2 separate regions of the Mus musculus genome follow, and region 2 is linked to region 1. Evidence: chromatin loops called from intact Hi-C (ENCODE). Cell type or tissue: heart. All regions are shown on one strand. Each heading gives the region's core, and the rest is flanking DNA. Links, peaks and the distances in the headings are about the cores only.

What was found. Hi-C counts contacts between places; a loop is a spot of excess contacts. Peaks named below come from ENCODE experiments on the same cell type or tissue, not always from the same donor. Only the 100,000 strongest peaks of a DNase experiment are listed, where the experiment ranks them.
Region 2: a loop joins it to region 1, with 2.0 times the contacts of the local background. A loop is called at or near these places in 2 of 42 quality-filtered maps.

Annotation. Positions count from the first base shown.
Region 1 is chr5:64,650,281-64,666,662 of GRCm38, reverse strand. No RefSeq gene overlaps it. Among named protein-coding and RNA genes, the nearest start is that of Gm26761, 41 kb to the left of the region's middle. In heart, for the core only: no CTCF peak of the experiment used is centred there; no DNase peak of the experiment used is centred there.
Region 2 is chr5:64,579,991-64,596,372 of GRCm38, reverse strand. It overlaps Gm3716 (predicted gene 3716), which reads left to right. Exons shown (of 4, transcript NR_045078.1): 4 at 50-2,510. Among named protein-coding and RNA genes, the nearest start is that of Gm3716, 23 kb to the left of the region's middle. In heart, for the core only: a CTCF peak has its summit at 9,229 (motif pointing left); no DNase peak of the experiment used is centred there; H3K27ac peaks cover 1,355 bases.

The sequences.
Region 1 (16,382 bases), core at 7,376-11,375:
ACATTTCTCAGAAAACCAATTTCTGGAAAGATGGTGCTGTGTAGTTGCAGGAAACTTAGAAGGATATGTTTTTATTGTTTCTTGAAAGAAAAAAAAAGGAGGTTATATGAGTGGAAATTTTTGGAAAGGAGTCAGGGAAGGAGAAACAGATGCAGGGTCATGACCTACCAAATAAAACTGTTATTCCAGGAACTTCAGCAGGCAAAAGCCACTCTGCATGGAGAGCACTGTGGTCCGATAGAGCCTCAGCTTCATGTGCAGGGGACCTTTCTGCCCTAGTGTCCCTGCCTGAGATTACAGGCAGAGTCTTCATAGAGGTCAGTGAGTTAAGATGAGGTCACTGAGATGGCCCTAATTCCGTTTGACTGCTGTGCTCGGAAGAAAGTTTGGATGCAGACACTCACAGAGAAGGACCTTATGGGAAAGAGAGGCTGCCACCTGCAAGCAGAGGGGGACATGGGGAGAGGATGGCCCCTGCAAGCTGAGGACAGAAAACCAGGTCTGCTGATTCCTTCATCTTGGACTTGGAACCTTCAGAACTGTAAGGAAAAAAGCCAGCTTTCCTTGATTTAAGTCCCCTACCCCACACTACCACAGCCATGTGTGGCAACCCAAGGCAAAGTACTCTAGCAACTGAGAAGAGACCAGTGGTCTGGCTCCTGCCAGTGCTTCAGTGACTGTCTCTCCCTCGGCCATTCTTTCTCATTTGTCTGCCACAAGTTCCCCAAAGTGAAAGACTTTGAAGATCTATTTATTTACTTACTCTTAGGATTGAGTTAGTGATTGATAAACAGAAGTGAGTCTTCTACAGAAAGGTGGGTCCTAGTAAGCTGTGTGAGTCCTGTACGCCCCTGAGGCAGCCTTGGAGTGGGGCTCAGCGTCCCATAGTCTTCTTTGGGTGACAAGAACCATCTAGGCTTTACAGAGGATTGGAAGGGCAGGTAGTTCCAATAGGCATCAAACAGTAAATAACTTGATGGCCAACCCTTTCAAAGACTGGTCCGTGACTGTCTCCTCCAGCAGTGAATCCTGCTACACCCCCTACCCCCCAACCCTGGCATCATTTAATTGTTTGATGTTGTCAGTTTGATGTTTGATGTTGGGTCTAGTGATTCACCTCTGCTCTGGCCTGAAAAGCTTCAATCATCCAAGAGTCCCAATCATCCTCTTGGGAGTCCCTTGGAGGCTTATTCTCCTGCTAAGGAAACTAACCCCAAATATTTACCCAGTAGAAGTTGTAAACTTTGACTTTACCTGTCAAGGTGTATCTCTGTAAGAAGCAGGGGAAGCTAGGGCTTTGCCTTGTGGGAACTGCTCCCTCTGAGATCTGAGAACAATGTCCATTCTCATTCTAAGCGAACCCCTCTTGGGACCAGGCTTCCTTGCCCTCTCAGACTTCAGACAGGCACTCCCACTTCCGGTGTGAGCAGTTCACCACCACAGCTGGCCAGGCAGGAACCCTGAGTATGAGCCCAGCCTCAGGGGGTCTTGGGGGCAGTGGAAGGGTAAAGGCTGCCAGAAAATTAATGATAAGTACCTCAAGAGAAGGGCTTACACTACACACTGGAATGTAAGCGAATTACTTCACACAACTCACTGTTGATCATTTGGTCACCAGTACCTCTAGCCAAGGATTTCTCTCATCAGCCATCACTGGCTAGATCTTCCTCCACCCATTCTCTGGCGCCCTGGACTCCTACATGACTTCTGTAAGGAGTTTGATTTCACATAGAACAATTATGAGGAATTGGTCAATGACACCATCAAACCCTCCCTAGCCTTTCCAACTACTGTCTACTGGTTAGACATTACTGACTAAGAAGCACTTAAAACTCTTAAAACTATCAATTATTCTGTTTTGTTCCTCCAGCCCCTGCCTCATATTTTGAACCTCTGTGATGAGATACATCTGTTTAGGATGTCAGGTCTGTTTGGTGAATGGACTCTTCCACCACAGTGAAATTTGTTTGCTTGTTGTTGTTCTGTCTCTAGCAATATTCTTTTCTTTGAAGTTACTTTGACATTGAAGTAGCTTTTTTTTTTAAACTAACACTGGTGTGTACTCTTCTGCCTCAGTTATGAAATGTTGGCATCTTTAGACTTCAAATGTTAACTTGTCAACAGTGTAGGTGAGTTCTATCAAGTTGTCCAAACCACACCTGTCTTTCATTTTAATCTACTTATATTAGATAAAATTATGATGGTTCAACTTAAATCTGCCATTCTAATAGTTATCCCTTGCTTTAAAAACTTCTTAATTCTCATTTTCAGCTGGAATTGACACTATGTGTGTATGTATGTATGTATGTATGTATGTATGTTTGTTTCATCCCAACTGCAACTTCCTTCCCTACTCTCCTCCCATCCCTCTCTCCCTGCCCTCTTCCCTTCCTCCCCACTCCATCCCCCTCCCTTTCTCTTCAGAAAAGGGCAGGTCTCCCATGGATATCAACCAGCCATGGCACATCAAGTCGCAGTAAGACTAGGAACCTCCTCTCCTATTAAGTCTAGAAGAGGCAACCCAATAGGAGGAAAGGGTGCCAAAGGCAGGCAACATAGTCAGAGACAGCTTCTGTTCCCATTGTTAGGAGTCCCAAAAAAAGACCAAGTTACACAATACAACATACTTGCAGAGGGCCCAGGTCTGTCCCATGCAGGCTCCCTTGTTGGCAGCTTGGTGAATTGCCAACCTTTTAACTGGTTGCTCTTTTGAACCTTTTGAACGATGCCTCTTTGTGTCATGCTTTAGGAGTCAGTCTAGGACTTAGGATCCCTGTGTTCAAGTCAAATATGTCTCTGCAAACAATGACAGCCAGGGCTTAACAATTACATGGTATCTAGCACAGCCCACCCAATGGCACATCTCCTGTTGGGCTGACAGAGTGGGTTGTTTGGGAGTGGGATTCTGATGTCACCCAGTCTCATGTGTGTCTTGGAAGGAGCTCTGATATAACTTTGATCAGATTCAAGTCACTGTCCGAGTTATATAGGTCTGAGACAAAAGGTTTCCCCGAGGCAAGTGTTGCAGCTCTAAAGGAAAGGCTTCCTCAGTGCAAGAGAGATCTAACTCAGCCCTGCTTTTCTCTAGATACAGTCTCTCTCTTAGCTGCCTCATTGTGCCCCAGGCTTCTGTGTGCTCCCCTGCCACCATGTGTTCCCTAACTAGACCTTTAGCAATCACCTTCCATGGTTTATAAATTGAGCAATAGAAGTTAAATATTTTATGTTAGTTAAATATAAATTTATAAGTGACAAATGTGTGTATTTGTGTGTGTGTTAAAATACCAGTCTTTTGTTTCTAGATGTTGTTGTATGTCCATAGATGGGTATCATCCCATTGAGAACCACTGGGTGAATCCATCTTTCCTTATTGGATGATTAGAAAAATAGTAAAAGATGGGCAGAGGGGGAAGAAATGGGACTTCTATAGACTTGTAAAGGAACTGGAGAGTTGATAGTTTTGAAGAATGAATCCAGTATATAATCTCAGAGAACATACACCCATGATAGGAAGAAGGGCTGCGGAGGGAATCAGCAGATAGCCAAGGCCTTGAATGAAGATATGGAACCTGGATTTGGCAAAGGACAATTTGTGGGAGTTAGTTCTCTTCTTCTACCAAATGCATCCCAGGAATCAACTTACCATCAGCTACCATAGTTAGCCATACCTGACTTGGACACAGAAGCTTCAAATATCTTTCTTTCTCCAGTAATTAAAATACATCAAGAGGAGCCAGCAAATGAGCAGTGGAATGAGATGCTTTCTGACATATGTTCATATATATTCATATATTTAAAGAAAAACAACACCTTAACTCGAGGAAAGTACCTCACAGTGGGAATTTCAGGTCGTGGATACCCTTGCAACCACACCCACGAAGCAACAGCCTGTTCGATTGGTGTGTTTCAGCCTGGTCTAATTATAGCAATTATGACAAATGGCTTTGATGCTTGAGGCTGAAACGGGAACTAATACTTCCTAATGAGGCCGGGTTACATTTGCATGAAAGCAGAGGTGGTCCACAGAGCTACAAGCTGTCGGAGGGAGCCACAGTGCTAGAGCTTTTGACACCTCAAGCCTTGATCTTAGCAAGAGAACTGAAACTACCCTGTCTTTCATCTCTAGTCTGGTTAGAAGATCAAGCCAATATGTTTTCTGAGAGCTATTGATTTTTTTTCTTTTTTAAAAGTAATTATAGAAACTGTCTTGGAATCATTTAGTTTTATATGTAAGAACTGCAAAGGCACAGGGGTGGGAAGGTTATCCAGCAAACAAAGACCTTGGAATCTGGGGACTATGGAGGAAATACTTACAGACAGAGGCTTCCTAGAAATAAAATTACTAACGAGCAACTCAAACTGTGATCGTCTCCCCAAGGGACTGGTGAGGTGACCCCACCAGAAAGCTCCAACTTTCCACTCCCTACTTTCAATTTCTTCTCACTCCCACACCCTCCTTGTTATCTGAATCGATGGGGGGAAGTTGTAGGTACGACCTGAATCCTTCCTGATTTGAGTCAAATGAGAAAAAAAAAGTACAGAAAGGAGATATGGTCTTGAGAACAAAGGGAAACTGACTAAATGTGAGATCTTCAGGCACGGGGCGGAGTTGGGAGCATGCATTTTTAACCTGGTGATGCTGACAGTTCCTGGAGACAAAAGGTAGCAGAGCTTTGCTCCCAGCCAGGAAATCAATTGGGCATGGTTCCTGTGTCTCCTTGTGAAGCCATCACCTTGGATTTTTACTTGGGTGGCTCCCTGCTGAGAAGCATGTCACACAATTAACTCTTGCAGGGTTTAAAAGTATTTCCAACAATAGAAAAAGCGGTGGTAGTAAAATAGAGTTTTGTTTTGTTTTGTTTTGTTTTGTTTTCTTTCGAGACTATTACATCTATCTATCATCTATTACAAGCTGGCCTTAGATGTAGCAGAGGAGGACCCCGAACTTCTCTTCTCTTGTCTTCACCTTTGGAGTGATTGGGATTACATGACCACCACATCCAACTTATGGTGCTATCTATCAACCAAGAATTCCATGCAAAATGGACAAGCTCTCGACCAGCTAAGCTGGGTCTCCAGCCCTGGAGCTGGAAGATTCTAAGGTGCAAAATTTATGAACAGCGATCTGTTTATCTGAAGCCTGAGAGGATAAAACTTCATTAGCTGGTGGAGGATATGTGTTTATTTAATTTTATATTGTTTCCTCAGGGTTAGATGACATGAGACAGGATACGTTTTAACAAAGGCTTTCCTATCTAAGTCTCTTCTTTCTACTCATTACTTCCAATGTGATTGCAATATGATGTAATTTTTAACCAGTTGAGTTCTAGTCTAAGCATCTTTTTTGCACCTCAGAAAGAGGTTGTCTTTCAGCATTGCGTTAACAATGCAGCACTCGAAGTTAGATGGAGAATACGTCCTTAAGCCGTCTGATGTTGATTGATTTGGGCCCAAGAGAGTATGACTGCTGACATATTTGTTGACAATAATAACATGCCTACGAAAAAGTGATGTCCTTTGACAGTTATTAATAAAAAAGTAAACCTGATACAAACTGGACTTGGGAAGACTGCAGTAAATGTCAGCAAGCATTTTTACAATTAATGACAGGTATATTTTCCATATTAGTGCTACTGGTCAGAAGAGCAGCCATTGTTTAAGCTAGAGAATGAAACCTCAAATACCTACATGGAGTTGGCCTATAACTGACTAATCATTGGTAGAAGTCAGCTAGGTCAGGATGATAATTGAAGATAGAAACATCCAGGGAAGTGGCAGGATTAGATGACCAAGTTTTTCCTTTGGTATTATTTGTTTTGAATCAGGGTCTCACTATGTGTCCTAGGCTGGCCTTGAACTTAGAATTCTCCTGCTTCACATATTAATTGTTTCCAACTTGGAAGACTGTCATATGGAGGCTAGAAGGCACTCTGTGCCTATTTAACGGCTCCTGTGATCTGAATTCCCAGGGGTTTTATTTGGGACTGCTTTGTTGGACTATTTGGAAAGCCTAGATACCAGTGATGATGATGGTTAACATTTACAGAACATTCACTCCAGTGACCTATGTATATCCACCTACAGACTCTTCAAATAGACCTGTGGTATGCCCCCCCCATTTTATAGATGAGAAGACTGAGGCAAACAATTATAAATATATTGATTACTAGCTCATGGTAGAGCCAGGGCTAGCAGTGTGTTCCTCTTCATATGGTGCATACCAGAAAAGATGGGTAGGGACATCACTAAGCAAAGGGACACACATCAAGTAAACCAGGCTTGTAGAAGATAGGATCTTAAGAATTTACAGAAATAAAGGGTTAGGTATAGTATATGGGAGAGTGTGTTACACCCTATGTGGTAGGGGTTCAGACTGTTAGGAGGCATCAAGAAGCAAAGTAGTTCAGGGGATTGAGTGGTATGCGAGTTGTACTATAAAGCCCAAGAGAGTCTACCTATCTGAAAGCTCTGGTCATAGGGGTAGGTGGCCAAGGTTTCTACAACTTATTTTATTTTTTGCCTTATGCAGAAAATTCTTATCCTGTGTGGTACCAGGCAGCCACGCAGGCAGGAGATACTGTGGCATCAGACCAAAGGGAGAGCCATCCCTGGCCTTTGGGTCTGGAGACTCTCTGCATGATGCTGTCTCAGTAAGTTCCAGTCACTTCTGTAAGACTTGTCCTCCACCAGTCTCTGTTGGAACTTAGGTTTCTGCAAGAGTTCCAGATGTAGCCACCAGCCAAGTGAGTGAGTGATGGTTCTTAGCAGACATAGAAGAGAGAGCCCACAAAGCGGAAGTGTCCCTGTCCATGGAAGGGCAATGAGGAGACAGCAATATAGGAAACACGATATTGTCCTTTCCCATCAGATCACTGTCCTTGCCTACTTATGTCTCATTGTTGTTGTGGTATTGTTATTATATTATTATTATTATTTATTATTGTCACCTTTATTTGGCAACAGTAATACCTTCCTTTTGTCTGATCAGATTCATTCCCCACCATTCTTTTCTATGTCCTGGGAGAGTGGTTGTAGAGACGGGTGAAGTGGGTTCCTCTTGGCCTCCTCCAGCCTCACTTGTGAGCAGCTAATGGAAAACATCAGCTGAGATCAGGGGGGAGGAAGAGAGAAAGCAGGTGTAATTATTCCCCTATCAGCCTCCGCTGACTCGAAAGTGATCTGTGGCTTTGTTCTCTGTGAAAATCCACAGCTCGTGTCAGGTGGCCTCTCCTGGAGCTATGGTTACAGTCCTGTGTAAGCGCCCACTTCCCCATCCCTTTAGGCCTACAAATGATGAATGTGTTGACAAACTGAACTATAATAAACCCGTTGCAGGACATAAGGTATGGTCAACAAGCTACAGTGCTGAGAATGTTGGAGCAAGACAAAGTATTTCTTGGGATTTGGAGATGTGCTTCACTTTTCTCAGAAGAGAAAAAACAGAAGGAGGTAGAGAAGCAATGAAACGCAGAGAGTCGATCATCTACGGAGTCTCGGTTATGGGGGGATCCATTTGCATGTATCATCTTCCTTTACTCAACCAACAGTGCTGTGAGATCTGTGACTATTCCTACTTTCAGGATTGCAGACCTGACCATGACTATATAGCTAGTAACTATTACTGCTTACATGGCATAGACTAGGTTTTACTAACATACTTCCAGATGGGATGAAAATTGGTGTCACTGTGCTATGTAGCTCCTAAGAGTCAGACAGCCTTCTCTGGCACTCCTGGGCTAGAAGAAAGTACAGGAGCAGGAGGCTGAAATGACAGAGACATTGATTGATGTCAGATGCCAGAGACGTTTCTATTTGGGCAGAGGGTACGAGAGTTGGAAGAGGACAGCATGCCAGAATTGGGAGGCAGGGGGCAGAAGCCCAGGGAAGGAGGGAAGGGGACATAGGATGGGTGTCTGAGTTTTCTGTTTCTCTAACTCAAGGCCACAGCTTGGGTAATGTATAAATAGGGGCTAAACAGCTCATGGTTTTGAAGGCCAGGAGGTGCTGGAGTTTGGTGGTGGCATCTGGTGGTAGAGGGCATCTCTTGGTGGGACACCAGAGTGCTAGCTTTTGTCTCTCTTCATTGCCTAATAAAGCCACTAATACCATCATGGGTACCACCCCCGTGACTTCATCTAATCCCGATTGCCTCCCAAAGGTGTCTAAATGACATTGACATTCAGATAAGGTTTTAAATATGTGACCATTTGAGGTTCACATTCAAGTGGTAACAGCTGGCAGTCACCAAATATTAACCCAGCTGCAACATACTTCAAGCTTTCTCTAGTCACACTCTGCTTGCATTCAACTGCATCAGAAAAATAAAAGGCTGAGCCTTCATGTGCTTTTGTGTTACAGGAACCATTTGTGTGATATGGGCATCATAGATTTTCTTGGATACCCAGGATTGCCACACAAACTTTGTTTATAAGAGCTTTCTACAGAGGGGGTTCTTCTGTCAGGAAGTGATTGCTCTGTAGAGTCAAGTGTCAAGAACTGGTCTTGGGTCTTGAAGATGAGGTCGCAAACCTCTCACACTGTTTCTGATGATAGCATTTGATCTTGTAACTCTGTAGTAGAGAAGAGCAGTGGTTTGGAACTGGGTAACAGCAGGTCACAATGCTAGCTCATCCATTATGGTTTGAAGGTTCATGTGTTGAACACTCGACCCCAGTTGTTGATGCTGTTTTGGGAGGCTGTAGAATCTGCAGGACGTGGAGTGACATTGGTGAAGGAGATGATTGGCAGTGGCCTTCAGGTTTCACTAGCCTTTGAGGATGGCCTGCAGCCTCGGCTTTCTGACCCACCATGATGTGACTAAAGATGCACCTGGTGCCTGCCACCATGTAACCCTCCCTGTTGTGATGAACCAACTGTTGAGCCTTCCTCTAAGTCAGTGGTTCTCAACCTACCAAATGTGACCTTTGAATACAGTGCCTCATGTTGTAGTGACCCCATCTGTGAAAGGGTCATTTGAACCTCCCAAGGGGTCACGACCCACAGGTTGAGAACTATTGCTCTAAGCTGTTCCTGTCTGATGTTTTGTCATCGGTAAACAAGAAACACGTAACTAAAAAGAAGCTAGCTTATATCTATATAAAAGTAACTCCAAGGAACAAAATAGATTTTTTTTTCACAGTCTGAGAGGTGACCTAAGACAACACAGTATAGAAGCTAGAACAACCTTGTTATTAGTGTACACTCCCTAAGATGACCCTTTCAACTGTGAGGTCCAGCCTGGTCCTTACTTTATCAGTGTGGCAGGCAGCAGCATGGAAGGAGATGGGTACCGTTGGCAAGAGGGGTGCTTTCTTTAAGGCAATTCTAGCAGAGTGTGGTAGTGGGTGCCTGTCTGTAATCCTGGCACTTGGAAAGCTTAAATGGGAAGACTGTAAAATCAAGGGCAGCCTGGGCAACTTGGAAAGATTTGATCACACAATCAAACCTTAAAAGGGTCAAGGCTCTGGGCTCAATTCAGTACTTGGGGGTAGGGGATGGAAGAGAGAAAGAGAAAGAGAGAGGAGTGCTAGGAAGCGACCCATGGTATTTCCCATCATCACCCGTACAAGGAGGCTGGGAAACACAGTCCTTATTGGAATAAGGCACTATGTGCCCATTAAAAGGTGAGGCTGAAACACCATGCACCCAGCTGTATGGCCTTGAGTTTGAGTGTTAAAACAAGGTCAATAACTACCATCGAGCCGTAGACTCGGTGTGCGTAGGCTTCAGTGGAAAGAGCATTGGTAGTGTCAGGGCACAACACACAGCAGGCCAGGCCCCCAGGCTTGCTCCTCTTTTCTTCACATAGGCTCATGTTTAAATCTCCTAAAGGTCTTTCTGGCTGGGGTTTAGGGAACCAAAATACTACTTTATAACAGCGGACAGGGAAACTACATGCCACATTATTCCTAGAAATGAATGGTGAGTGATAAGGGATCTCTGAGTTACCACCCCTTGCTCTCAGCTCTTGGTGAGCTTAGTTTGGGGAGCGATGGTGCTGGATGACTGATGGCCACCGAAGCTACCCTGAACCCAAATCGGTGGCTTCTAGATTACACCCCCAAAGAAATGAGGAAATGTGGACAGGGTGTGAGCTGTGAAATGTAGATTCATTTTCAAAAGTGAGAAAGTGCTTCAGGGAATGGAGCAGGGGGCAGGGGCGGGGCGGGGGGGGGGGTCCTCCATATTGCCCTGTCTGGTACTCTTGTGAGTCTTACAGTGGGAATTGGATGGAAACTGAGGTAATCTTTATGGATATTGGTTACTATTTAGTGTATGGAGGACAGTAATGAATGTGCACGCTTTAAAACATGTCTTCTTGGCCCAACAGAAGAGCTGATCCAACTACAAGAGTGGGCTAGCTCATGCTTCACAGGGTCCAGCCCTTACTGCCTAAAGGGAGCTCTCTCCTGTTCCACAAGGCCCATGGATTGGAGGCAGGAACAGAAGTCGGTCTCACCCTCTGCTGCTAACCACATCAGTGCCTGACCTCTCTTGCCTCTCAAATGCAGCCACCCATTTTCCATCCTTTGAGGTCCTCACCAGGTGTATTTCCATTCCTTATGCCTTAGCTCCTATCCAGCCCAGAGAAGGTAGCCATTGAAGTCTCTAGTGAGTTATCAGTAGAGGATAATTTTCACAATTGCCCTAAATGACTTTCTGGCTTTGTTTTACAAGGTTGGGAACCAGCCACACAATGCAAGGAGAGAAAGAAGGGGAGGACCTTGTTGGATGGTGAAGCCATTTACACTCTGATGTGGCTGATCCTTTTTGAGAGAGCTATAAAACATATACAGTTGAGCAAAGCTACTGGGACCTCTGTGAAGGGTAATTGGTTCTATGGCTTACAAAACATCAGTGTGCTCTAAGACCCCCAAAGCAGTCTGTTGTTTTCCAATAGCCACACATTTGCTGAGCATCCCCCTTCAGTGTCAGAGACCATTGGCTAAGAGTGGACTATGAGCCAACCAGCCCTACTACCACAGTCAGCCCTTCACCTGCCTGCCTTCCCAGAGTGGCAGTATCAACCTGTTTTGTTGAAAGATCAAGCGGGTAGGGGGTGGGACCAGTTGTCACAGTGGGACCTCAGACTCCTGTGTGGTTCTCATGCATTTCTGGGCATGGATTCCCTGCCTGGTTTCTCCTCATGGAAAAAATGAATCTCTCTAACACGACCACTCCATCTGCCAGCAAACTCAGGGCCCGTGGTAGTTGAAACATGCATATATTTTTAAAGCGACAGGGGTTCTGTGGTTTTCTTTTTGGCTATAAATCATAAATGCCAAAGCTGCAAGGATTTCATTATTGACTCACAGAGAGATGCTAATAAAAGCTGTTAAAAAGCCAACGGGTTTTCTTAATTTCCTTTGCTCTTTCTTTTCTTTCTCTTTCTACTTTCCTCTCTCCCCTCTCCTTTCCCCCTTCCCTCCCCCTTCATTTCCCTCCACCTTGGTTTCTCTTCTTCTTCTGTCTCCTCCTCTTCTTCTTCTTCCTCCTCCCTCTTCCTCCTCATCCTTCTTCCATTAACATTTATCTTTAATCATTTTTTTTACAGTCCAGTCATTATTCCCCTTCCTAGTCCACCCTCTGAGAGCTCCTCAATCCATTCCTCCACTCCCCTGTCTCAAAGAGGATGCTGCCAGATCCCAGCAGGCCTCCCTACTTCCTGAGACCTCAAATCTCTGGAGAGTTAGGTGCATCTTCTCTCACTGAGGCCAGACCAGGCAGTCCTCTGCTGTATATGTGTCAGGGGCCGAGGACCAACTAGTGTATGCTGCCTGGTTGGTGGCTCAGAGATCTCAGGGGTCCAAGTTAGTTGAGACTTCTGGTCTTCCTATGGGGTTGCCTTCCTCCTCAACTTCTTCCAGCCTTTTCCTAATTTAACCACAGGGGTCCCCAACATCAGTCCATTTTTTGGTTGTTAGTATCTGCATCTGTCTCAGTCAGCTGCTTCTTGGCCTCTTGGAGGACAGCCATGCTAGGCTCCTGTCTGTAAGCCCACCGTAGCATCAGTAATAGTGTCAGGCCCTGGGACTTCCCCTTGAGCTGGATCCCACTTTGGGCCTATCGCTAGACCTTCTTTTCCTCAGGCTCCTCTCTATTTCCATCCCCACAGTTCTTTCAGACAGGAACAATTCTGGGTCAGAGTTTTTGCTGTGGGTTGGCAACCCCACCCCTCCACTTGATGCCCTGTCTTTCTAATGGAGGTGGACTCTACAAGGTGGACTCTTGGGCATTTTATCTAAGGTTCCTCCCTTTGAGTCCTGAGAGCCTCTCACCTCCCAGGTTTCTCATCTTCTTAGGATGTATATAGTCACCAATTGCAGTAAACAGCTTCAGGGTTTGGAGGTCCACTGTGAGCTGATAGCTGCAGATCTAACCAACCACTACTTTGTTCTCCTGGGGTAAACTTACTTTGCTGCTGGGTTAAGGGGACCAGAATGACTCGGCTCCTCATTGGCTGTCCTCAGAGAAACGGCTGTCATTTGACAATTATTACTTAAAGAAAAAAAAACTTTGGTTGTGCAAATGGCACCAGTGCTCCCCAATTCCTTCTGGAGCAAGAAGTCCCCATATAAGACAAAGGCCACTGTGGTTTGTACAGAAGGAACACAGGTCGGTAGCGCAGTATGGGTGTGGCTGCCATACCTTTGGGATCTCCTTTGGTGACAGGAGGAGTCCGTGCCTGGAGGTACAGCCCCCGCCCCTACCTGGAGCCTTTCATCTTTGTATGTTACACCTGCAACCTCAGGAACTGACTCAGATTAAATATAATAGTTCCTCATGACCCCAACCTGTAGATAGGTGTGGCCTCAGAACTGCTTTTCTTTCTGATATATGCCCTTTGATAATAAAGCAACACAGCTTTCCCAGTCATCAGCAATGCTTCTCAACGGCTGCCCTCACAGACAGGTCCTGCCTAGCTCTGCACGCGTGCTTGAGTTCCGTATAAGTACTTGTCCATAGAAACAGGGGAGACATCGACATGCAGAAATACTATACTGAGCCGAAGGGAAGCCAGCACAATCCGGACACTTCTCACCCCGTGAAGTCAAAAAGCCCAGAGGATGGTGGCACCATCTTTTCATGATTCACCTAGTTGAAAAGAAAAAAAAAAACTTGTTTTCTCAAAAACTGCAAAACAAGATGCAGAGCTTCATGTAAAGTGTCTAAACATTCAGGGTCTAAACTTGTGGACACTGGCAATTATTTTATTCTGGGGGGAAAAAAAAACAGACCATTTTTCTGTAATGTGGTCAATAGTCCAACAAAGTATCACTTATGGGTTGGAGAGAAACCCTGTGCTTTTGTTTATATAAATATTATTAAGTATGTAGAAATATTTATAATTTAACTTAAATGGGGAATTGGAAGAAAGAAAGAAAGAAAGAAAGAAAGAGAGAGAGAGAGAGAGAGAGAGAGAGAGAGAGAAAGAAAGACAGAGAGAGAGAGAGAGAGAGAGAGAGAGAGAGAGAGAGAGAGAGAGAAGGAAAATGGCACAAGCCCAGTTTATAAAATCTGAGAAAATCCCACCTAGTATTAAAAAGATTGAGAGGCGGGAGAGAGCTCAGCACTTGCTACGCAGGCATGGGGAGCCCAGCTCAGTCTCTAGAACCTGCTTTAAAAACCCTGCAGTGGCATCATCGCAGGCTTCCGATCCAAACACTGGGCAAATGGAGACAGGCCCCGCTCCAGACCCGATGGCTGGCCAGCCGACCCTACTTGGCAAGATCCAAAGCAATGAGAGACCCCATCTCAAAAGACAAGGTGGACAGTGGGTGAGAAATGACACCTCTGGCTACCACCAGACATGTGGACACATACGTGCATGCATCTGCCTCCCCTCCCTGACTCACAGCCCCACGAGGCTGGAAGGACACACAGGAAGACATCTTCTCTGGATATCACCGTCATTTACTGGTAATGGCAGCCTGCCTTACTCCTCCATTACTCTTTATTTTTACAGCAATTGAGCTCTATTCCTTTAGGAGAAAAGTCTTGTTTGTTCTAAGAATAAATATTAATTATTCTAAGAATGCACAAATGAGATAATCCATGAGCTTCTCTGCCAGCAGACATGAAACAGAGAAACAAAAAAAGATGTTGCTTTGGGAAAGAACAAGTTTGAATACTATCTTCCTTTACTCTAAAGGCCAACAAGCTCCCTCTCTAAAGAGCCAGACAGTAAGTACTTTGTACTTTGTGGGCCACACACTGTCCCAGCCAGAGTCCTGCTATGCCGAGGAGGTGTCTAAGTAGTGCCACAGACACACACTGTGAGTGAGTGGACCTAGCTCTGTGCCAGGACCTTAGGTGTAGACAGTGAAATCTGAATTTCATAGGTTATGAAATAGTTTCTTTTAAATTTTGTTTGGCGCTCTTAAAAACCTAAGAATCATCTGTAGATGGGTCTCACACACCAGAACGTGATCCTCGGGCCAATTACTCTATATTATATACTTTTATGTTTTCCAGAAATATATTTTAAATCTAAGGATGTTTTTGTTATTTCTATCCTAGTTTTAATAAATTTAGTACTGTTAATCTTTTCGTTTTTATTTGTTTTTATTATGAGACAGAGTCTCTCTCTGTAACAGCCTGGCTGTCTTGGAACTCAATAGACCAGGCTGGCCTCAAACTCACAGAGGTCCACCTGCCTCTGCTCTGGGATTAAAGGTGTGGACACCCATACTTGACACAATGTCAAAATTTTTAATGAATGCCTGTATGCAAGCCACTTTCATAAAGTATAAATATAAAATATATTTATAATTTGAGTTCTGCTGCTCTGGGATTCTGAATCTGTGGGGTCAAGGTCTACCAGAGGTCAGAATTCACATCATCTGGGGAAGGGATAGGGAGTCCTTGTCAACCAACCTGACAATGCCACTGGGAGTTAAGGCACCCAGAGCTGCAGTGACTTGTAATGAGACTTACCAAGATTTGAGTGTGAAGAAATCAGTCATTCTCCTCCAGCCGCCACAAGGTCAGAGCTGGGGCATACACACCCCACCCCCTAGTATGACTCAGAAGGAACCCCACAAGGTTATCGCTTGGGTCTAGAGAAGATGTTGTTCCTAAAGGAAGGGGTGTGTGGAGACAGGGGCCCTTTATTCAGCAGTAGTAATTTTGTGGTCTTTCTGAGTACCTGCTGTGGTAAACTGTGGTAATTCTGGGGTGGGGACCGTAGGGTTAGACCATGCTTGTTTTTTTTTCAAGGGTAAACAGACTGTTTTGTTGAAGATTTTCTTGTTCCTGGAGACAGTTTTGTTGTTGTTGCTTTAAAAAAATATATAAGAGGTTTTTCTGTAGTGGTCTTTAGCGGCTCACTGCCTAGTTCAGTAGCAAACACAATAACAAAACCTCATCTTGACAAGACAGCACTAGCTGAAGAGACAGGGACAGTGTGTGTCTGAGCCAAGAGTACAGCTCTGGGACTGAGTCCCACGAACGAAGGTAGGTGGGATGTGTTCATACAATCTGCCAGCGACCCAATCACAAAGGACATATTAAATCCGTACAACATTCTAGGTCCTTACAGCCCCTTGGCATACTTTATCTACTCTCCATGCTTATCATTAGACCCACAGACTCACTTTAGGGATCAAGGATGTCAGTAAAATTTAATATAATTTACCATGCCACTTACTGAAGATTCCAATGTTTGCTTATTAGAAGGGGGATTTACTTGCGTGACATCTTATTAGTATAAAGAAGTGGTTTTTGGTTTTTTTTTTTTTTTCTTTAATAAAGCACACTTTACAAAAGGAAAGCAAGTCTACAGATATCACATCTTGGCACTGTAAAACCTTGGTAGAGCAAGGTTTCACAGTGCCAAGGGACACTTGAATATCATGAGCAAGAGATGAAACTGATCATTGCTGCTTCCAAGAATCTGTCTTTGAGCATCTCTGAGGTGAGCTCCTGACAGTCTCTGGATCCCTCTACAAAGCCATGGAGACAGCACCCTGTCAGAAGACCTGGGCCAGAGTAACACCAACACCTTAGTGATCTGAATCATCCCCATGGCAGGTCCGTTGCTATGTTCCTTGCTAAACCAGCAAGTCACAGGTAATCACACTGGGACACTGGAAGAATGTGCTCAGGTGCCCAGGTGCCCCAGAGTCCCCAGTAGGAGGTGTGTGTGTGTGTGTGTGTGTGTGTGTGTGAAGGGGAACAGGGATGGGTTGGAGAGAACATAGGCTATTAAGATGACTTTACACTTGGTCTTTATCTTTGTTAGGGTCTCATTGCTGTGAAGAGACACCATGACCAAGGCAACTTATATAAAGATAATAATTTAACTGGGGGTGGCTTACAGTTTCAGAGGTTCAGTCCATTATCATCATGGCAGGGAGCAAGGCAGTATGCAGGTGGACATG
Region 2 (16,382 bases), core at 6,943-10,942, 70 kb after region 1:
CCAAGTTGTATTTTAGCAAACTTTCTAAGTGTTATTTCTTCTGTTTCAGTGAGCTCGCCTCAAGCTCTTTTGCTGCAGAAATGCACGGAAAATATGAGAGGATCCTGAAAGAATTCTCTGGCAGAGAGCACATCTTGTTTTCGGCCGGCATTTGTTCGTCGTCGTCGTCGTCACTACCTACATTCCCCCGCCGTGTTCACATATGAAAACAATTATTTCTCAGTTCAGGAAGTCGGTTTTAATCGTTAGTTTGGCTTCAAAGGATCCAGCACCCTTTACAAGGTCAGACTAGCTCCAAAGACAGCTAGGCAGAAACTCTGGCCTGGGAGTAAGCTGAGCTTTCCTGGTAGGCAACTGCTTAGAACTTGTGCTTGAGTCCTGGAAATGAGGAAGATGTCCTATCTGAGGTGGAAGGGAAGAGTTCATCCCTGAGTGCTGGAGAGACGGTCTCAGAGAAACAACTTCCCTCGGTCTCACCTGCACTCGGTATTCAACAAGTTCCACTGGAGAGACTCGAGCCCCACACAGGGGTCAGGGCCCTGATTTCTTGCCCCAGATGTGTGACCCTAGGCAAATCCATCAGAATCTAGGAATTTCTATTTACTCAGGTGTATGTAGGGTTTCAACCAGTCCTTCTGCTAAGCATAAATACCTTCTGTTTTCCTTATTGGCTCTGCACCATGACAACTGTAAATTAATCTTTATCTTCAGACAGCAATAGAATTAGACGCAATATGAGCATTTTGCTTTGATGGATATAACAGAAAGCCTTCACATCTGTGCACGTGGTAGGGGTTAATATAATGGAGAGCCCTACACACCAGGGTCTTTCAGATTATAGTGGGCAAAAGAATCAGCTCATTGAAAATGCATTGAGAGATTGGCCCTGAGAATCAGCGCAGACAGCTGCACCATGTGGGTCAGGTCTGGAGGGGATACTTACAGACATCTGAGCCTTGGCTGGGCACCCAGGCTGTCCCCGCACAGCTGGGCCTGCTCTTCCTACCCAACTTAAGAGATTTTGCTGCTGCTTCTAACAGTTAGGAAACCAGCTTGGAAGGCTTGACTCTGCAAGGGAGGGGCCACCTGGCCCAGGTTAACAGCCAGCTAGAGTGCTAAAGAGGGAAATAAAAATTAAGAACATAGATTCTGTGAATCATTCACACCTTGGCTCACATAAATACTGATCGAAGCAGGCAGGAAATCATAGCACATCATGTTTTAGCCGAAGATGTGGGTTATAATAGCACCCATTTCCATAATTCTAACACACTGCAGTTTCCATTTAATGAAACGAGGCTGGGAAGATAAAAAGTGCCATTTGCCTGTGAAAAGGTTCTGAAGCAAGGCTAAAACCAGAGGTAGGTCTCTTTTGGAGTTTGGAAATGAGGGTGGAAATCATGGGCAGAAAGTATGCCCCCGCCCTCCTTAAATGTTCTGACAAGGTAGATGTCGCACCAAAGAAAAACACACACATTCAAGAGAGAACAAAGATTCGAATCTCGCCAGCTTTAGGACAGTGGCCAGCATGTGTGTCAGGGCAGGGTGTCCCTCTATCTTTGTTGGATGGAGGTGTTAAGCACAAGCTGGGGAAACAGGAAGAAGGTGGAGGGGATGTGGAGTATGAGAAGCAGGCTTTCTGAAAACCAGGAGAGAGCTTATAGCTTCAAATAAGCTCCAAAGATCAGGTAGAGCTCACTCCCTACCTTCTGCTCTAACAAAACCCTCCATTCTGGGCGACTTAAGGCCACAGAGGTTGGGAAGATGGCTCTGTGGCTAAGAGCACGTGTCCCGTGAGTATAAGGACCTGAGTTTGAACCCCTAGCCCCTACTGAAAAGCCAGGCAATGGCTACACATGCCAGGGCAGAGACAGGCAGATCCTGTGAGCTCGCTGGCCAGCAAGTCTCTCTGAAGTGAGGAGTTTCTGGTTCAGTGAGAGACCCTGTCTCAAGGAAGTAAGATGAAGTGATAGAGCAGAGATTTGACCTTCTTCTTTGACCTCTGGATGTGCATAAATAGGGGCATGCAGAACTGCACATACATGGTGCACGCACATATACCACATACTACACAAAGCAACACAAGTGCATTGCTTCAGAGTTCTGGAGGCTGAGATGCAAAAATCAAGGTATGTGCCGGGCCGGGCTGTGCTCTCTCTGAAACCTCCGTGAGGTTCCTCCTGCCATTTCGCAGCCACTGGTGGTTTGCTGGTGATACTCGGAGTCTGCTGGCCTGCAGCCACTCAGATCCTCTGTCTGCTCTTACTGACACAGGCATTCCTCCTGTGCGTCTCCGTTTTCAGATGCCATTTTCTTGTAGGGGTGCCAGTCATATTAGCTGAGGGGCCCTCTCTACTCCAGAATGACTGAAACCTAATTAATAACATCTGCAACAACCCTATTTTCAATTAAGGTTCTATATTAAGAGACCAAGGGGTTAGGACCTCAACATATCTTTTGGGCAGTAAAACAGTTCAATTTGTAACAGTGACATTTAAAAATTCACAGCATTTGTTGTTGTTGTTTTGTTTGTTTGTTTGTTTTGTTCAAAAAGAACAAGTGTTGATGAGGATGCAAAAAAGTGGAACTCTTGTGCTTTGCTGAGGAGAATGTAAAATGGTCCTCTAAAGTGAAGTGTAGAATTGCCACTGGACCCAGCACTTCCACTTCTGCTGTATCATATCATACAATATCATACCATGCCTTATAATATCATATCATTTATCTATATAACATGTGTCTACATTTATATCAATATCTCTATCATCTATCATGTATCTACCTCTATGTGTCTATAGAGATAACATGTATATATCTCTACATGTATATATCATGTGTCTGCCTCTATGTATCTACCTTTCTATATCTATCTATCTATCTATCTATCTGTCTGTCTGTCTGTCTGTCTATCTATCTATCTATCTATCTATCTATCTATCTATCATCTATCCATCCTCAAACAAAGACTCTGTCACATATTTTCATATCTATGTTTTGGGCAGCATTGTTTACAATAGCCTAAAGGTAGAGGTGACCCAGGTGCCTATCAAGAGCTGAATAAAGGGAAAATAGAATATTGTTCACACTTGAAGAAATAGAAAACTTGCTGGCCATCATGACCCCACCCTACAATGAAAATGTTTAGGAGGCTGAGGCAAGAGGAGCTTGAATTCGGGGTCATCTTGAGCTACAAAGCAAGTTCTAGCTATCTGAACTGCAGGTTGAAACCATGGCCTCTGTCTGCAGGATGGACAGAGAGAAAAAGGAGAGGGATGTGGGAGGAAAGAGGGAGAGAGAGAATGAAAATTCTAACACATGCTATGCATCATCGTGACCACAAAAGGACACACAGTCCTGATTCCTCTTCTACAAGGTGGTCAAATGCACAGAGACAGAAAGTCATTAGCAGAGATTGGGGAGCTCAGGAAGTGGGGGGCAGGGGGTGGGGGCGGGGGCGGGGGCGGGGAGGAGGTTAGTGTTTGCTGCATAGTTTCCCCTGGAGAAGATGGCAGAATTCTAGAAAGTGATGCTGGTTATGCAACCAAACAGCACACTAAGCATGACCACATGCTGCATTTTGTGTTATATCTCACTCCAGTAAAAATCAAAATGATGATTCAACACAGGTATTATCAAGGGCCTAGAACAGTGATTAGAAGAAAACTGAGGCATGTCTTAGAAAGTTAAGGAGATGCACATTAGCTATGTACGGGACAGTGGGTCATTTGGTTCGGGATTTACAAATGATGCCTTTCCTTTGCAATGATTCATCAGGTCTCGGCAGGCTATTAGCAACCAGGTGAGGACCTGGTCTGCTAAAAGGTGCACTTTGCAGTATGTAGCATGAAGGTGCGGGTTCTGGCTCTCTCTGATTGGAAATGGCTTACAGTTTTTAAGGAGCTTTCTGACTCTTAGCTATTGTATAATTCTAGGTAACTATCTGGGGTGACAGGTACTGGTGATAAAAGGTGAGAGCAGATGTCCACAAATTCCTATCTGATTTCCAACCCCCACCTGACACACATAGAAAGAGAGAGATCCAAAATACAAAATACATATAATTTTTTAAAAGTATATAAGACACTCAGGCAAAGCCCAGCTTTCAACCAGAACCCACTTTAAGGTAGGTCCCTAAGTGCCTTTGCAGGTTTCTGGATCTATCCCTCTATGCTATGAGCTTTCCATTGCTTTTCACTCTATATGGCTTAGTAAAACAAAATAACTGTATTCCATAGGACTAACATAAGGAACATTCTTCCTAAGTGGTTCAATATGTGAATGTAGTTTTCCTATGTAGAGGGATGCGATCCTAGATAACAACCCAGGGTAGAGATGGCCGCAGCCTGCAGACTTTAGATTTGTGTGTTTGATGGGGTGTGTATGTAGCAGTCAGGAAACTGGAAAGGACACATGAGAGAGGAAAAGGAAGATAGATTAAGAGGGTGCAGAGATAGTAGATCACAAAGACAAGACAGTAGAGTCTTTGGAGAATCCTGGGGGCTAAAAGTTGAAGCAGACACTATGGCCTACTTCCTCCAACCAATATAGTAAAAAGCAATAGAAGATTCATAGCACAGAGGAATAGAGTCAGAATCCTGGAAAGACACCTTAAGGTGGGTCCTGGGTGGAAAGGTGGGCTTTACCTTAATGTCTCGGTCCCACCACCCACCTCCACCACCTTCAAACAGTTTAATCAAATATTGAGCCTATCAGTAGGTTAAAGCATCCATTAGTCCAAGGCTCTCATGATGTAACCATCTCCAGACATCTTCCCAACTGCTTTATTAATCTTGCATTTCTCAATCTGATCCACCATCCCAGTGCGAAGTCCAGTGGGATTTTGAAGAAAGTAAATTGATGTGATGATTTTGAAGTGTATATGATAGAACAAAGGACCTAAAGAGCCCAAATGATATTGACGAAGAAAAAGTATATCAGTTGACTCCCATCACAGGACTTACAGTCCTTGGTAAACAGTTGACAAAAGGGTTCCAGTGTGGCCCAACTTCTTCACTTGCTCTTACCCAAAGACCTGGAAGCAAGCGTTCCCACTTCTTGATATTTGTCAACTTGTGTAGTTCCTTCCCATCATATATGGGTTCCTTCTGTATTACCAATGACGTATGATATAGCAGAGGTGGCAGAATGTTCCTTCAAAGATTAAGTTATATGACTTTATGAGTTCTCTCTCTCTTTTTCTCTCTCTCCTTTATTTGTCCAGAGGAAGGAAAGCCAAATTCTCTGTTATGAATAGCTCTATGAGGATCTACTAAGGGATATGAGACTCAAGTGATAGCCAGCCAAGAATAAGTGCTCCTCCCTGTAGCCACACTGCTGAGCTTAGAAGCAAACCTTCCAGTACTGGCCCAGCCTTCAGAAGGCTGCAGTCTGCTCTGAGACTCTTAGATACACCACCGAGCTTAACTGCTCTGAGCTCCCCAACCCTCAAACTGCTATGGGCTGATAAGGCCATGTTGGTTTGCACTGCTAGCCTTAGGTAACTTGTAAAACAGCACTAGATAAGTATAAAGACTTACAGTATTTTATAATAATTGTACCAGTGAGGTATTGATGTAATAATTGGCAAACAGATCAATGGGAGACAGCAAAGTCCAGAAATTAACTTCATACATACATTCGATTAGTTCTGACAAAGATACCAATAAAATTGAATGAAAAAAGATAGTCTTTCAAAGCATGACTCACAAGACACTCTACCATACTGTGTACCAAAGAAACTGCAGGTAAGACACAAAGAACATCTTGAAATAGGCAAGGATTTCTTACGTGGGACACTAACGGCACTGTGGTGATTAATTTTGTCTTAAATTGAGAACCTTAGAAAATAATCACTGGCTGTGCCCATGACAAGTCACCAAAGTTAGACTAACTGAGGGGGGAAGACCCACCCCAAATGTGGGCAGTCCCATTCCACAGATTGCTTTCCAGTCTGCAGAAAAAGGAAAATGTGATCTGAGCATGTGTATCCCCTTTCCTCTTGACTACAGATGCAACAGCGACCAATAGCCTCAAACTCCAGCTACCATGGCTTTTCCACCACAGTGCACCACACCCTTAAGTAAGAGCCTTCCTTCTTTGACATTCTCAGGGTGTTTTCTCATCTTGATAAGACGGGTAACTAATGTAGGAAGTGGGATACCCCAAAGTGGGGCTGTTGCTATGATAAACCCAATTATGTGGCTCTTAAGCCATTCGAATTGGTTTGTAGCAAGAATGTGAAGGAATTTGAAACTTTGGGCCAGAAAAGCCCTTGAATGTAGTAGACAGAGTATAACGAGCCATTCTAGTGGGAGCTGGTAAGCCAGGAAAGCCGAAAGAAGTACGGCAGTGGACCCCTGATTCGTGAGATTCCAAAGGAGAACCAGGGCTTTATTGGAGACTGGGCTAGTATAGGCTGAGCTGTACATTATCGAAGGGGGTGGCAGATGATCCACATGCATTGTGTAACAATTCTGTCTGTTCCATAAAAATGTAAGAACATACCTCAGTCTGATCCACCATTACTTTCTTAAACAGTTACCCAGGAGATGGAAGACATGTTTCCCCAGAAGGCCTTGTATAAGAACATTTACATTAACTTTATTATTACCTGCAACATGATTCTAATTACATTATTATATTATATAATTATATAAGAGCCAGAACCCAGAAACAAACTGAATGTCCACACATAATGAATAGATAAATAAATTGCACTATACTCACACAAAGAAATACTACTTAGGCACAAAAAGATATGCGTGTCTGACATATGCAGCAAAATGGATGGGAAAAGAATATCATGTCAGAGAGCCTAGCTATTAAAGAGCATAGACAATAAAGTAGGTAGTATCATGTTAGGATAGAGAGTTGTTTTAAGGTAACTAATGCTGGCAAGTATGTACAAGAGAATAATATTGGTGGGAATGTAGGAAAACAACATAAGGGTTCCTCAAAAAATTACAAACAGACCTATGATAAGGTCCAGCAATCTCACTTCTGGATATCCATTTAAAGGACAGGACACTGGTATCTTAAAGGCACATCTGTACTCCTTTGTCCTTTGAGGCATTTTTGTTTTTGTTTTTGTTTTTTTTTTTTTAATTATTTATTTATTTATTTATTTATTTATTTATTTATTACATGTAAGTACACTGTAGCTGTCTTCAGACACACCAGAGGAGGGTTCTCATTACGGGTGGTTGTGAGCCACCATGTGGTTGCTGGGATTTGAACTCAGGACCTTCGGAAGAGCAGTCAGTGCTCTTAACCGCTGAGCCATCTCTCCAGCCCTGTTTTTGTTTTTTGAGACAGGGTTTCTCTGTGTAGCCCTGGCTGTCCTGGAACTCACTTTGTAGCCCAGGCTGGCCTTGAACTCAGAAATTCGCCTGCCTCTGCCTCCTTAGTGCTGCGTGCGCCACCACGCCCGGCGAGGCACTTTTTATAGTTGCCAAGATATATAAACAACTTAATGTGTTTCATGAAGAATTGCTAAAGAAAATGTGTGTGTGTGTGTTTGTATGTGTGTGTGTGTGTGTGTTTATATGTGTCTCTGTATATGTGTGTGCATGTATATGTGCATGTATGTGTGTGTTTGTATATGTGCCCATATGTATGTGTGTTTGTATGTGTGTGCATGCATGTGATAGAATACTATTTAACATTTAAAAAGGAGGAAAGCCCATGAATGTCTCCATTTAGACAATATAGATGGACCTAGAAAAAAAAAGGATAAAAACAGGAGAGAAAGCTGAACAGAGCCAGCTATGAGGAGAGCTCTGCAGCCCTCCCAGGGTAGTGATGAGTCTCATGAGTTCCTGAAGCCCCCCCCCCCCCCCACACACACACATACACACAGTGTCCTGTGCAGACTGAGTCCTGTACATATTATACAAAGAGAGGGAAAGAGGTCATGATTTAAAGTCTTTCTTAATGGTGTTTATACGTTTTGGAATGGCTGCAGGCAAATTTTAGAAGCACCAAGCTTTCTCCCCATTCTTCCCAGAGCCTACCACAGTGTTGATGCACAGAATAATAAACATTCATTGATTAACTGGTGCGGACACCATAGAGGAGAAGAAATGCTCTGATCTCACAGCCCTATTGTTCCCGCCACCCAACCCCACCCCCCTAGCAGTGGAAATGTTTAAATATGTGTTTGGTTGTTTTACAGCCGTTTGCATTTAAATTGGGTGTGTCACTATCACATTTTATTAGCCATTCCTCATACCAGCCCAGTGAGGTTAGCCTGTTATCTGCACTTTACAGGCGAGGGCAGGGAGAGGTGAAGACTTGTCAGGATGGTGCAAGGGCAGCTGGCTGAAGAGCAGGATTTCTGCAGGAAGGTTCTGCTCCCTGCCCACGGGGCTGGTCCACGGGGGCTGCGGCTGGATGTGCAGTGATGAACTTGGCATTTTCTGCAGAACACTTTGAAAATGTTTTGATGGTTTTGTTTCCAGAGGGGAAAATTCAAGTTAGGACTGCAGTTCTTCTGCCTGATTGCTTGGTCCTTGAACTGACCGGCCTGCTCTCTCAGGAGACTCTAGCCTTTATTTCCTGCTCGGATGCTGACCTCCCAAGTCCCATCCCTTCCTAGCAACCTTGCTGTGAAGCCCACCCATGTAGCAAACCTACAGGACTGGACTTGCAGTAAAATACTTATTAGGAGGGACATAGGTCCAATTAAGAAAATTGTAACATTCTCCATGAACTTCCTAAATTGCATGCATATACCCAACTCTCTAATGCTGTTTTCCTCAGTGCATATATGGCCAGGATAATGTTTACTTAATAAAAACAAGAATGGATGGGGGCATGCAGGGTAGTTGGTAGAGACTTTGTCTAGCATGCACCAAACTCTTGGTTCTATGCAGCACAGCAGAAGGCCACCACGATGTCACAAGCCTGCAATTTCAGCACAGGAAGGTGAAGGCAGAAAGATCCGAAGTTCAAGGTTATTCTGGGCTTCACAATAAGTTTCAGGTTATCCTGGAACATGAGACCCTGATTCAAAAACAGAAAATAAATAAGTGAATGAATGAACAAGTGAATGCATAGATAAATCACACTGTAAAAAAATATAGATTCTCTCTGTTTCTCCAAAAAAAGGTCATTTGAGGGCTGCCGAGATTGCTCAATGGTTAAGAGCAGTTCTGTTGTTTCTGAAGATTAATTCTTAGCATTCACATCCCCTCTCACAACCAGATGTAACTCCAATTCCTGGAGATGTGACGCCCTCTTCTGGTCTCTGAAGGTACAAGACATGCTCTTAAACAAACATGATGACATAAGACAGTCTATTTGAAAACAAGAATAGATACTAAACTGGCAGGCAATGTATACGGTGTGGAAACACTGGATATAAAAGGGAGATGTATGTTTCAAGTGAGATGGAGTAAGACTGAACATCATTCCATCCTATTATGCAGAACCATCCATGATGTAAAATCCAATCAATTGCTTATTCCTGGAGTTTCATTTTGTTTTGCTTTCAGACCACAGTTCACTATTAGCAATAGAAACCACGGACTGCAAAGCAGACAGGAGACTATGCATAAATAACGTGGCTGCCAATGTTCATGACTTTTTCTTTCTTTTTTTTTTTTTTGAAAAACTTTTTACTGATTCTTTATGATTTTCTCATCAAGCCCCCCATCCCTTTCATCCCCACATTCCCTCTGATCTGCCTTCTGCCCTTGCAACCTCCTCTCGAAAATAAACCTTTTATTTATTTATTTATTTATTTATATAATAACCTAAACCTAAAAACAAACCAAAATAAAGCGCAGAGAACATCCCATCGTGAACGCTGTAATGAGTCACAGTGATCCCTCTGTCCACACATCTTCACTTAAAAATGTCCCTTGCAATGAGTCATTGGTCTGGTGTGATGTCTCCGGTTTCTGTGACACCATCAACAGATTATCCTGTCGTTGTCCTGTGCTATGGAGATCCTGCAGCTTTGGAGCAGCAGGGCTGGCCCTTTCATGTGCCCCAGCAGTTTACAATTTATGTACATTTAGGGGTAGGCCAACTCAAAGCCCTAGATCTGGGCCTGGATGGTAGCTGAACTGGTCAGTCCTCTGACTCTCCCTTATCCACACCACCAGAGTGAGCTCTCCAGAACTGTTCCAGCTAGACCATCCAATGCTGAATTGGCAGGAGGCAGGGTCAGCTCTCCTGCTCTCATGCCCTCTGGGGGGGTTGGGCTCACCAGCACCATCCCCTCCAGAGCCAGCTCCACTGTGCTACCCAGTCAAGGCATGGGGCCCACACTTCCAAGTGCTGCAACAGGTGAACTACTGAGCCAGCTCTCCCTCACTCATGCATCCATGTATAAGAAAGTCAGAAAAAGGCATTGGGTCCCCTGGAACTGGATTTATAGATGGTTGTCAAACACCATATGGGTGCTCGGAACCAAACCTGGGTCCTCTGCAAAAGCAGTAGTGCTCATATCACTGAGCCATCTCTGTAGTCTCCCAACCCATTTTCTTGATGAAGAACTGGTTTCTCCAACATGGTTCCCTTTTTAAGCATAAACCACCAGTCCGACCTTCCCTCCTTCCTTTAACCTCATGCTTTGGAACTTGATAGACATTTGGTGGGCTGAGATGCTCAAACTTCTGGATACCCTTCCCCCTAACAGCAGCAGATGGTGATGGCACTCTCAGAATTCCTACTTCTGATAACTGCTTTGTATGACCTGCAGCAGTCTCTCTGATACTCACTAGCCTCCTGTGTGACACAGGCTGATTCAATTAAGACAAGTGGTTTTTAACCTCCACTGCACTTTAGATTCACCAAGGGAGCTTTTAAAAATCCTGTGTCTGTGGCCAGGCTACACCCTGGGCCAATTAAATCAAAATCTCTAGAGGAAGGGCCGATTTAAGACTCCTTGAGCGATTCTAATAACCAATGATAGAAGGCACAAAGAAGCCGTGATTCTAGGTACCATTCCTCCCCCCCACCCCACCCCCCGGAGTCTATGCACTAGTCTATTTATTCCTCATTGGCCAGGAGAGGCTACGTATCAGTTCTGATATCACATGACTGGAAACCAGACAGTCCAGGTTGATACTGGGGCAATTCTAATTCCCTGGGCATGTGTAACACAAGAGCAGAGGATGGCTTCCTGCAAGCTGTTGGCAAAACATACACTTAGTGAAGATTGAATACAGTGATGCCACCCATAAAGCACCTTCAACAGTCAATGGGCTGGAAAGACTATGTTCAATATCATTTTCTTTTTCTAGATTGTTTTTTTTCCGGCCAGTGTTCTGATGAGAAATTAAGACTTTAGTACAGGAAAGTCTGTGTTCATTCTAGCAGGTAAGTAACTGTAGCATTGTGTGTGTGTGTGTGTATTAACCGTGTTAGGTCAGAATTGTATTGTATGGGGGTGTTAAGTTTTAGGGGCCATAAACTGATGGAGTATATTGTTGAATATATGTTCCACTGATTTGATACAATGCATATGTTTTTACGTCCTGTAGTCAGTGTGTCATCTGTCTGTTTCTGGCTCTGTCTCTCTCCATTATGGAATGAATGGGAGATTCTGCATTTAGCTGACAGGAAAGTTGTAATTGGTAACATGGTCCTGTTCTGCAGTTGAAACCTTGTATAACCAGATCACCCACCCACCTCTCTACCTACCATCATCATAGGACTTCAGCAGGGGGCTGTGCACCACTAATTCTGAGATGTAGTTTCTCTTACAGTTTACTTATGAGATTCACATACCACGAATTGTTCTCTCTCTCTCTCTCTCTCTCTCTCTCTCTCTCTCTCTCTCTCTCTCTCTCTCTTTCTCTCTCTCTCTCCTTGTTTCTTTCTCTGAATTGGTGTCATCCAATCAGATAGAGCAAATGATGAAACAGGAGCCAAGGCCAGATGTCTCTGCAGGAGACACCAGTGTTGGCTTCCATTGTGGAGGGAAGACAGTGACTTCTTCCAGAACATCTTTTTGTGCTGACAGGCATAGAAGGAATAATACTAACAAGAACCAACATTTCTGGCAGCCACATAGGCTGGGTATTGTCTTGGGTGTTTTGGAAGAAGGCAGGTAGTCTGGTCCAGAGCTCAGTTTCTATGCTCTCTGCTGTAGTACATCTGGCCCTCCAAACAACCACAGACTTAAAGTATTTCTTTTAATAAACATTCTTATTCTTGTCATCATTCCCTAAAATTTGTAACAAGTAATTTCATGACATTAGGTATTATAAGCAATTATAAACACATTGTATGTATAAGTGTGTGTGTCTATGTGTGAGAATGTGTGTGTCTGTGTGTATGTATATGTTTGTGTGAGTATATATGTATGTGTATGATTATGTGTGTGTATGTCTGTGTGTGTATTGAACTCTACTGGGTTCTTTACTTATAGCTGCATTTAACCTGATAGCAGCCTTGAACGTGCTGCATCTGGGTTTATAGTGAGTCAGAAGCTGATACAGGATGCTTCTGTCCCACTCTTCTGATGGCCTCTGTAGGGTCACTCACTAGCCTTCTCCCCCTTTCTGTGTGTCCTAGACTTCTGTGGGTGATGGGTCCCAGCCTTTCATTTCTTCATTTCATTATGGTTGGAAGTTGCCAACAGCAGGTAGGGCTAGAAGTGATAGTGTCACAGGTTCGCCTGGGTTTGGCAAGGGCTGTGACTGTAGCCACCGCATTTCCATGGCTACAGATCTCACCGGGTTCTCAACGGTAAACTTCAGTCTGCCCCTCCAGGCCTAGGAAGACAAAATTTCTCCATGAGTATCTGTTGGCAGCGTACAACAGACTGGACTTGGATGGTCCCCTCCTCAACTACTCCATAGCTGCATCCTTCAGTTACCTTGTGAGAATCTTTGCTGTTGGTCCCTGGATAAGTTACCTGAAACGTAGAGAACTTCACAGCACTTCCAGCTGAGGACTCTCTTTCCCTCTTTCTGTCCCTCCCTCCTCCTTCTCTTTCATCTCTGCTCTAGAGTCCTGCAGATCTAATTACAAAGTCTAGTCTGGTCACCAACGAGTTGTGTGACCTTAGGCAAGTTACTTACCTCATCCCCTCCTCGCAAAGATGCACTTTTCATATATAACAAAAAGATAGTGGTTTGCACGTATGGAAAGAGCTAACACAAGCTAAGAGCTAACATAAGCTAACCTAGCCGGTGTGAGCACGTGGTGAGCAGTTGGTTGAGTTGGAAAGGGCACATATTATAGAGAAATGCCAAATTATGTAGTTCAGTTATGAAGTCAGTTTCTCTGGGATTTTAATTATTGAGCTGATGAGTATCTCTTCAAAGATGACAACTGAAAGTGTAGATAGTGACATGAAGAAGTCTGAGGAGATCTTTCGGGAAGATGCTTTATCTTAAATATGTAAAGCCTAATATGTAACACTTTGTTAGAGCTGGAGAGATGGCTTGGTGGGCAAGAGCCCTTGCTCTGCAAACATGAGGACCTGAGTTCAAATTCCCAGTGCTCTCAAGAGAAGCTGCGCATAGCTGTGCATGCCTGTAAACTCAGCGCTGAAGGGCAGAGAAGGGCAGATTCCCCAGAGCTCACTGGCCAGCCAAGTCTAGCTAATATGGTGAGCTTCTGGTCCAGGGAGAAACCCTGTCTGAGAGCTGTAGGATGAAGAGTGATAGATGCTCTGATCTAGCTGCTGAGTATATGCACACGGGAGGACACACACATACATAAACACACACACGCAATCCAACATGTAATGGCAGTTTTAGTAATCCAAAGGAAATAATCAGACAAAGAGGAATGTACAAACATGACTGAATGATTATTATTAATACTTGGAGTTAAAGAATTCTTAGAAACCTGGGTAATGGATGTGACTGATACAGAAAAGTGACCACAGCACACTAAAAAAGGGTCAGTTGCCAATGGACCTTCTGTTCTGTATTTTTGAAAAACATTAGAAGAGGGGAAATGGAAAAAATATATTTTGAAATAACATCTGGGTAATAGGATCACAGGTGATATCCCCCCCGCCCCCCCCCCCGTCTTGTTTTTCCTGTTTCTCGTGACTTTTCTATGAGTATTGATGACAGGATCATCCTAAGCTGAAAACAGCAAAACTCTGAACTCACGTGGCACAACAGCTCAGCACTGTAGAGCTGATGCCTGAGAGCTTCCTGGCTCTTCCTTCATGGTTTACATGTGGCAGCTTCTGCACCCGTTATCACATCTGTATCGAATCCCTACACCCCAGTCATCACATCTGTATCGAATCCCTGCACCCCAGTCATCACATCTGTATCGAATCCCTGCACCCCTGTTATCACATTGCATTTGATCTTAGCCATATTTTCGTTTTTATCCCTACACCCCTATTATTATATATGTCTTTAACCCCTGCATGACCAAGTACTGCACATACATTCAAAGAAAGAAGTGGACAAGAAGGACTGCTAGGAGGTGGGGTGGGGTGGAGGGAAAGGACAAAAGGCCTGATTTGGGTCCTGTGACTGACCATACCTAGCTGGAAAGTGGATGGGGAGACAGAGTCTGGGAAACAGGATCGAAATCTGCCACTTTTGCAATGTCTGCCATGGCCAGCTACTGATTTTATAACCACTGGAATTTAAAAACCAGTTGTTTCCTTTATCCTTGACTCCTTCGATGTTTTCTCCTTCCCGCCACCCTCCACCTACTCAGGCTGCAACCATCAGCAAATTCACAGTCAACTGAGCCAAAAGGCTGAGGGGGAGACCAGAGAAGAGGCTGCAGCCGCCTCCTGGTGGGAGTGGAGCGATGGGCAGCGAGCCACAGGGCTGGGAACCAGCTTCTCTGTTCCGCTGACCTCATCTGGTCCTTCTGGTCCGAGGTTCTGGCTATGAATGTTTATCAGTGAAGACTTTGACAACTTCAGTAATAATATTTTCTAGGCTGTGCAGAGCTAGCCTGGGTATCTCATACAGAGAGACCTTTGGTTGCCCTCACCAAATAAACAGTTGCCCACAATCCCCACAAAGACAAGGGCTTAGGTTGCCTGGGTTCAAGTCTTGACTGGTGAGACCCTTGTGCCATGTCCCTGGACCATAAGCTGTGTTTGTTTCCTCCCCTGCAAAACAAGAATCCCCAGACTGTGCATTTCATAGGCAACTGGTGAAAGGTGGGCGGAGTCAACCTCTGTCAAGCGCTCAGAAGGCGCTTATCACACAGTGAGGGCTATGGAATGGAAAAATAAAATAAAAAAATAAGTAAACAAGAGAAAGAGCCTTAGGGTGTCTGGGTCCTGTGTGTTTGAAGCTACTTCTCGATCCATACAAAGCTGCAAGGAAGGGGCTGAACTTTTTTTCCTTTGTTCCTTGCTGGCTGAAGCGCACATGTCCTCTGTGGATTGGAGGAGGGTGCACAAGCCATACACATCTGTTGAGATGCCGGAGCAGCTGAAGGAACTCTTGGGGAGCCAGAGGCTATCACTGCCCTTACTAGAGATGGGGAACTGAGGCTGTAGATATGGGCCACAGCCACAGGCCTGGAAATGATGGAGCTGAGATTCCAGCTGGGCCTGTGACTCCCAAACCTGGACAGCCCCTATATTAAGCATAATACTTTTCCCAGACAAATTTTGACAAATCCTGAGGTTCACATTTACATCAATGCTCATTTTTAAAAGGGATCTATTTCTTTATTTTATTTTATTTTATTTTTTTTTTTATTTTTGGCTTTTCAAGACAGGGTTTCTTTGTGTAGCTCTGGCTGTCCTGGAATTTGCAGAGATCAGCCTGCCTCGGCCTCTGAGTGCTGGAATTAAAAACATCCACTACAACCAACCGGACTGGATTTATTTCTTCATATTCAACTTAGCAAGTCCAGAAGTTCAAGGCCAGCTCTGGCCAGCTGAAATAATGATTAACATCAGGGTTATCTTACAGGTCCAAAGTCCTCCCAGCAAACATCCTTTCTGCCCTTAGAATTTGTTGGTGGCCATCTCTGTGAAAGCCTCCCTCAAAGAGAAAAAAGAACTCTTGCCTGGTCGGAGTATTTTACTAAGGACTGCCATCACATCTGAGCAAACCACAGGCATTCAAAGAGGCGTCCCTAGTCCTATCCCTTTAAGAGAAAAGAAAGAAAGAATGACTCAGCCCCACCCTACCCCACCCTGTGCCTGCAAAGCTCTGGAGTCTGTGATGCCCAAGACAGAGCCAAGATAAGAAGAGTTGGAAACAAATTGAACTTAACAAAACAAAAAACAAGCCCTGTTGTTACCAGCTCCTAGGCACTTCTACCCTAAGTTGCAGTGTCCTAGGAAACGTGAACCAGGGTCACCTCTGGCCCCATTTGGGCCTTCTTCCTGGCCCCACCCCAAGCATAGCAACCCTGCCAGAAAACAGGCGCTGCCTCCATCAGCTCCCACCTCCCCCCTCCACGCATCTTTCCCC